2 separate regions of the Homo sapiens genome follow, and region 1 is linked to region 2. A link is a loop called in an ENCODE intact Hi-C map of the cell type or tissue named here. Cell type or tissue: GM12878. All regions are shown on one strand.

Region 1 (4,000 bases), 690 kb before region 2:
TTATTGATAATGAAGATGAATTTATTTTTTATGTATTTTTGAAAAATCCATGTCCTGTCCTAAAGATTTTTGCTGCCAATTCCTTTATGTTCTGTGGTTATGGGACACTGTTTAGCTGTGACCAGAAGAGAAAAGGCCACAGTATCACCAAACCACCAAGAAGACAAAGGCTTAAGAAAGGAAGCCAAAGACCAAGGGGCATTAGGTCCTTGTGATTCCCGTCTCAGAGTGAAAGCACAAGTCGCAGCTTCAGAGGGCTTCCCAGAGCGGAGTGGGCAAAGCCGATGCATCCACAGTGTCTAGGCTGCGAGGAAACTAAGACGGCCAAATCCCACCCACTCCACCCCACCTTGAATTCCTTCTAAAGCTTCCACAGGTTCCTAGACTCATCTTGCATGCTCTCAGCAATAAGTAGTCCTCACAGTTGAGCCAGATCCCTCCAGCCAGTTTAAAAGTTCTGCCCAAATCTACTTTTCAGATGGCCCCGGTCCGGCTATATGGACTCACCCAGAACAAAGCTAACTTTGCACGTGACAACCCCTACTATTCTGACCTCACTAGATTAGGTTTCATGAGACCAGCCCTTAGGTCTGTTTTGCTGTATCCTCAGCACTCAATATGGTGCCACGTACAGAGTAAGCACTTAGGACATGTTGTAGGATGAATGAACAAGTGAAAGAGTGAGAGAATAAATTCACTCCTGAGTCTTCTCCTCTCCTGGCCAAATATCCCCAGTTCCTTCAACAGTTCTGATGTGGCTCCTGGACCTGTCAGCACTTGTTTTAGATATTCCCCAGCATGTCCGTGTTAAATGTGGATTTCAGGAACTTACACAATAGTCCTGGTGTGGTGTGGGGTGCACGATTCACAGGAACCATAACTTCCCTTATTTAGAACAACCTATTTTAATGAGGCAACTCAAGATCTTAAGAGCCATTATCAAAGCCACTAATGGTTAAAAAATCTGGACTATATTTTTAGGGGTTGGGGCCACTGCTATCAATCCCAGCAGCATGGTGTTCCTTTTTGACCATTCAAGACTCTGCCCAATGTTGTGGCAAAGGCAAGGGTAAGGAGTCAAAAGACCTGGATATGGGCATTGGGCTGGTAGCAGTAGCTACTATGGAGTCCCAGGTTCACTCTGGGCTAAACACTGTGCTAAATGTCTCACAAATATGTTCTCAGTTAACGCTTGTTGCAAGTAGAGTACTGTTTTTATCCATTTTTTACAAATAGAGAAATTACCTAAGCTTATTTCTGGCATTTCATTGTGCAGGAATCTCCAGCTCGTCACTCAAACTCTCTGGGCTTCATTTATTTTATCTGTCAAATGGAGATAATAATAATATCTGTCTTGGATAGTCACTGGGAAGATTTATTAAAAGGTTGCAGTGAAAGTAACTGATAAAGCCTATAAACTTGCAATACATTATTATAAAGGCTCCGATTTTCCAGAGCAAAGTCTGGAGACATAGATTTCAATTTCCTCTCTGTGTCTGTGTCTGCCATTCCAGATTGCTGTCAGTTAATGTAACAAATGTTTTCTTCCTTTCTCTAATCTTGGACATTTTTTTAATAGATTAAGAGTAATTACTCCCAAATGGATACATGAAAGCCCAATTTCTGCCTAACATGCATCAAACCATTCATAAATATGCTTTTCTATTTTATTTATTATTCTTCATTAAATCTATTTCAAGTGGAAACAAACAAATCCACTCTTTCCAAGTATTAAATTAACTCAACGCCAAAGGTGTTTCCTGTAACACTCTTCCAGCAGAGGGCACTATTTCTCTATAAAGAGGGTGCCTTAGTTTTCTAAACTGTGATCCTCAGATTTTGAGGTAATTTTTGCAGAGCCTCATAAATAAATTCAGACCCAAGTATTAAGAATTATTAATGAGGACAATGCCGTTTGGGTTTACTTCATGAAAAGAATTTTCAGTTAGTGCAGAAATGCTGATTTTTGCCCTCTGCCATATACGGTCAGGTATCTCCTTATTTAGAAATCACAGAATATGAGAGTTAGGGCCTTACAGATCACTTAGCCTGCAGATCACAAAGAAACTGCCTGCAGGTGAAATTCAGCCCACATTCATATTTTGTTTGCCTTGCAGAAGTTTATTATTATTGTTATCAGACTAACATTAACCAGGAGGGTGCACACAACATATAGATTTCTTAGCATATTAAAAAAAAAATAAATCTGAAGCTTTCACAATGCTGAGCCAACATGCCTCTATGGTGACAACTGGCTGGGATTCAATAAATTTACACCCTTGTGGACAGGACATATGCACACTAGTTCCCCAACAGTGACTTCTCATCCAGGCTGCCCCATTAGTATACATCAATTACCTGGACCTAAAAGCACTTGAGTTTATGACCTGTAGATTCTGGTCCAACTTCTTCATGTTACAGATGAAGACACTGGAGGCCAGAAATAGGAAGGGCCTTGCTCAAGGTCACACCACAAGTGAGGCGCTGAGACCAGGTCTCATTCCCAGGCCTCCCAACCTACGGGGTCACGGTCCTTTCCCACCTCTGGGGTTTCTCAAAATTAAGAATTGATCCTGACTCCTGCCTGTGCCTCTGTCAGAAAGCTTCAGTCCTTTCCTCCTTTACCCTAAGAGGCCAGTGTTCCCAGGCAGGTGGGAGGGCCACAAAGAGGTCCCAGACAGTGTAAAATGCAAGGAGAGGCTTTGGTGGTGGTGGTGGTTGGGAGTGGGGGGTGGGGTCGGGGAACAGAAAGAAGGGGAGAGGGGGCCCTCTACTAGTTCTTCTAGGGCCTTTTTCTTGGCTACTCCTGCTTTCCTAGGGCTAGTTTTGCTTCTCAGATCCTGATTTCTTGGGCTGATGGACAGAACTTGGAGAGCACAGTCAGAGAGACTTACTTTCTTAAAATTTCTGGGCCAGCCGGGCGTGGTGGCTCACGCCTGTAATCCCAGCACTTTGGGAGGCTGAGGAGGGTGGATCACGAGGTCAGGAAATCGAGACCATCCTGGCTAACACGGTGAAATGAAACCCCGTCTCTACTAAAAAAATACAAAAAAAAATTAGCTGGGCGTGGTGGCGGGGGCCTGTAGTCCCAGCTACTCGGGAGGCTGAGGCAGGAGAATGGCGTGAACACAGGAGGCGGAGCTTGCAGTGAGCGGAGATCGAGCCACTGCACTCCAGCCTGGGCGACTGAGCGAGACTCTGCCTCAAAAAAAAAAAAAAAAAATTCTGGGCCTTGGTTTCCTCATCTGTAAAGTGGAAGCATTATTACTTTGTGGAGCTTGTGTAAAAATTTTCTATTCGATAAGAAAAGCATTTGTGATTCATTTGCTTATTGACTGCCTACTAGATGTAGAATGTTTGGGGGTACAGCTATGCCTGAAACATGAGGATCCTAAATAAATGGCAGCAATTATTGGGGAGAAAAAGGAGACAGGCTTCTTGTTATCCTGTGGAGACTCTGTGCCTTTGGCCCTGAGGCCTCCACATTCCAACAGCTCTCCACCTAAGCCTGTGCTGCATATCTCGGCTGCACATTAAAATATCCTGGGCAGCGTTTAAAATCCTTGGTGCCCAGGCTCCTCCTAGAACAAGTAAATCAGAATCCCCAGGGGTGGTGTCTGGTCATTAGTGCAGCACAGCTGGGAACCACTGTCATAAATCCTCTTCCTACCATGACACAGCCTAAAGCCGTTTGCTTTCCTAGGAGCCACGTTGGCCACACGCTTCCTTTGCTGCAACCCCACTCCTGCCCTTTGAGTCTGGACATATTAATGAAATTCCTCTGACCTTCTATTTCTTTTTCAGGAAAATAGGGGTGTAGGGGAGACAGTTGGTAGCCTAACCGGCATCTGTTAGCTCCTTTTTCCATCTAAGCAGAAGGCAGATTTTGGAAGCTGACCACCTCCAGGGGTGAATCTGATTGGCCCAACAGTTATTCAGTCAATCCTCTTTTGTCAGTGATTGGTTTAGGAACGAGACTGTGGACCGAACTCCGTTATAT
Region 2 (4,000 bases):
ATTTTTCTGTTTTGAGACTTTGCCCAGCTGCCTCTATTCCCTAGTATGTAGACTTAATAAAAAATCTCTTGGTTCATAATAAACATGGAAAGGAGATGGTACACGTTTTCCATTTGCTAGTAGAGGTTTACCTGAATACAGTTGGTCATATATCTCAGTGTCGTCAGAGTACAACAAAATGTCATGCCTTCCCATGATTTCAGACACCACTCTTCAGTAATGACTTATCTGAATATCAGCCCTGTACCTCTCCTGAGCTCCAGCCTTAAGGGCACACTTTTCATTGGGTAGCCCTACCTGCTGACCCATAGACACCCTAGGCTCAACTCATTTTCCCTAAATAAATTTGCTTTTCTTTCTGTGTTTTCTATCATGGTAAAGGTGCTGTGATCCAATAACTCAAACAAGAAACCTTGATGGCATGCCTTCCATATCCATTACTGTTAGCTAAGTGGGGGACAATCTATATATTGCCTCAGATATCACTGGGATCCATTGCCCTCCTAACTAGGCTCCCTGGGTCCAGTCATCTTTGCCTTTCCTCCAACTTCTCCCCCATGTCACCTACCTCCTCTTTTCTCTACCCCCACCAAAACAGTACTTCATACATCCCTAGTATTGTCTTTAAATGTAAATCTGATATTATTTAACTATTTGAATTCTTTAGTAACATCCCACTGCTGGCAGGAAACAAGTCCTAACTTCCTAGTATAAGGAATATAAGGTCCAATGTGATCCAGCTGCTCCCTGACTCTCCAGTCTTACCTCCTGTCACACTACCATGGATCAAGCCCCATGGTTCCCTTTATTCTCTTTCAACTCTGTATTTTCGCATATGTGACTTTCTTCTGCTAGTAATGCCCTTTCTTAATTGGCCTGTACCTTTGACTCCTACACTTCTGTATTATTAGGCTATAGCACTAGATGTGGCTTAAATAAGTTAGATTATTTGTTTATCTGATAGTCCGGACGTAGATGCTTTCCATGAGATCATCCAGGAACCCAGGTAGCTTCTGCATTGGACTGTGCTTAACATGATGCCCCTTTCTGCATGATCCAAAGTGGCTTTCAACCACAGCTTCCTTCAAGGCAGCAAGATGGAGAATAGATGAAGAAGGAACACACCTTCTCCCTTTTGGTGCTGTGACTAATAAGAAATATATTTTTAGTTTCTGTTCCAGGTTTGTGACACAGAGCTCCTAAAAGCCTTGTAATTTCCAGAGTGATCAACATTCTAGGAGTATCTTTTGTTGTACTATTTAGACTTTGACTCTGGTTCCTAACAGAGCTTCTAAATCCCTTGGGGTTTCCTAAGCGATAGAGCATCTTTTGCTTTAATGAGGCGACTCTTGGGCTCCTGGATAACTTCAGAATGGGAGTTGGTCAGAATGGGACTTGGTCACTAGAAAGACCATGTGATGGATAGCAGCTCAGAATTTTCAGCCCTACTCCCCACATCCACCCAATCCACCAGGAGGGGAGAGAGGCTGGAGATTGAGTTAATAAGCAATCATGCCTGTGTGATGAATCATCCCTAAAAATCCCTGAAAGATGGGGTTTGGAGAGCTCCCGGGTTGGTGAACAAGTGGAGGTGCCTGGAGAGGGCATGAAAGCTCCCCACCCCTTCCCACATACCTTGCCCTATGTACCTCTTTGTCTGGCTGTTCATTTGTATTTGTATTCTTTATAATAAGCCAGTAAATTTAAGTAGAGTGTTTCCCTGAGTTTTGTGAGCCATTATAGCAAATTATCAAACCTGAAAAAAGGGGGTTATGGGAACCTCCAGTATGTAGCTGATCAGTCAGAAGTATGGAAGGCCTAGACTTTTGATTGGCATCTGAAATGGGAGCAGTCTTGGATTGAAGCCTTAACCTGTGTGATCTGCCCTTACTCCAGGTAGTTAGTTTAGAATTGAATTGTGGGACACCTGGTTGGTTTCTGAAGAGTTAGAGTATTGGTTAGTGTGGGAAAATCCCTCACACACGTGATGTAAAAATTGTCATGAGTATGCAGAAAAAAGTTTTTCCCCTTTAGTGGCAGTTTCCAGAGTTTGTAAATATCTCTGCTTCCCAATCTTTTGTGCCTCCTGTCTGTCTGGTACTCCACCTCTGTAGTAATGGCAGCAGCAGCAATTCTAGTAGTAGTCACAGTGGTGTTTCTCTAGTAGAAGCTGTAATAGTAGTAGGAAGAAGAGGTGTAGGAGTAGTATCAGTATCATAATTTCCCATTCCTAGTTTCAGAAGAGATTGAAAGGCTAAGTGACATGCCTGAGGTCACATAGTTAATAAGTAAACGGCAAAGCTATCGTTCTGACTGGGAGCTCTCTTACTTCAGAGCTCACCACTAGACTGTGGGTAGTTTTCAATCCAGTCACACTAAATGCCAGTTATTTCCTTACATGATTACCTCTCCCACAAGATTCAGAACTTCTTGAGGAAAAGGACATATCCAACTGACCTTTGTATCTGTAGAGCCTAGCTCCAAGGCTGGGCGTATCCATCAGTTTTAGACATTGAAATCAGGGTTTCTTAACCTTGGCACCATTGACATTTTGGGCCAGATAATTCTTTGTTGTGGGGCTGTCCCATTGTGCATGACAGGATGTGTGGCACCATCCCTGACTTCTACCCACTAGTTGCCAGTAGCACATATCCCCACCCGCAGCCAGATAAACCAAAAATATCTCCATGCATTGCCAGCTATCTGCTGGGAGACAAAATGTCCCTGATTAAGAACCACTGATTTAAATTAAATGAAGGCCAAGGAGCCTTGAGTAGTGTTCATATCCGAAAAGGGCATTTTCAGAATTGTTCAGGCTGCTGGATCTCTCAAAGATGATGATGTATTTTCCAGGCCTCATGTGTCTGGAGCACAGGTTGCCTGTGGTGGTGGCTGCAATGATCTCAGTGTGCCAGGCCTTCACGGGGAATACCAGAGAGGGTCCCTCTGGAGCAGCTCTTACTGGGTCATGGAGACCATCTGTCTGGCATGGTACCACCTGGCAAAATCTCTTTGCCTTAACCAAAAATATGCTTTTGTAAATTTCCTGGCAAAGCAGGGGCTGCATTCTGTTTCCTGATTTCTCTCTTTTATTTCCAGATGTGTCACTGGTGACACATAGAGCCCAATGAGAACTCTGTTGGAAACTCAAGTTTCTCATTCTTCGCCAGCTCCGTTGTCATGATTTTCCCACCGTCTAAGCCAGTGTAGGTTACGTTACCCACGTGCTGGTTAGTGCTTGGATGTCAGTTTTCCTTTTTAAATTCTAGATCTGTAGCATGCTTTAGGGAGGAAACTTTATGGCTTATTACACAAATGGAGTTAACCCTTCCCTGCTTTGCAGTGTTTTTGTTAGTGACAGAGACATGAATTCAAGATCTGCCATTTATTATTTGTTTCATTTTGGACAACATGCTTAGCTTCTTTGATCCTTGATTTGTTTACCTTCAAAACAGAGTAACCTACCTGTCCTGTCTACCTCCATGGGATTATTATTAAAACACAATAAGATAATCTGCTCAAAAGGCTTAAACTCCCTAGTATGATTTACTATCAGTATACCTTTTGCACCCAAGAAAACTCTACAGTATCATTGTTCATGGGCACCAAATTGTAAGTTCAGTTAAGGCAGACTTTGTGTCTTTTTCTGCCAGTTTCTAGGACCTAGAAGGTATTCAGTAAATATATGGTGAATGACAGTATGAAAAAAATTGGGAAGTCAGATTCTGTGGTTCATTGTACCAGTGGGGGCTGGAGGGAGGTAAGTGAATGGTTTGTGTGGCTTTGTGTCATTTGTATTTGTGACAGACATTCCAAGCAATAGCATTTTCAAGGGTTCACAAGTGAGTGCCTGCAGAGGCAGGACACACTTAACACTCTGGCAGATATGCGACAAGACAGGGTAGGGAGGGGCCCAAGGGAACTAGAGAGGGCATACCCAGCTGTCTTAGTCATTTTGGGCTGCTATTAAAAAATGCCATAGACTGGGTGGCTTATAAAC

What was found. Hi-C counts contacts between places; a loop is a spot of excess contacts. Peaks named below come from ENCODE experiments on the same cell type or tissue, not always from the same donor. Only the 100,000 strongest peaks of a DNase experiment are listed, where the experiment ranks them.
Region 1: it touches region 2 in a loop (2.4-fold over the local background); 1 of 110 quality-filtered maps calls a loop at or near these places.

The regions. Positions count from the first base shown.
Region 1 is chr1:58,738,266-58,742,265 of GRCh38, forward strand. All of the region lies in intron 5 of LOC112268263 (a long non-coding RNA gene), which reads left to right. Among named protein-coding and RNA genes, the nearest start is that of MYSM1, 40 kb to the left of the region's middle. In GM12878, a CTCF peak has its summit at 1,781 (motif pointing right); no DNase peak of the experiment used is centred here.
Region 2 is chr1:59,430,582-59,434,581 of GRCh38, forward strand. All of the region lies in intron 5 of FGGY (FGGY carbohydrate kinase domain containing), which reads left to right. Among named protein-coding and RNA genes, the nearest start is that of FGGY, 140 kb to the left of the region's middle. In GM12878, no CTCF peak of the experiment used is centred here; a DNase peak (open chromatin) is centred at 2,270; H3K27ac peaks cover 542 bases.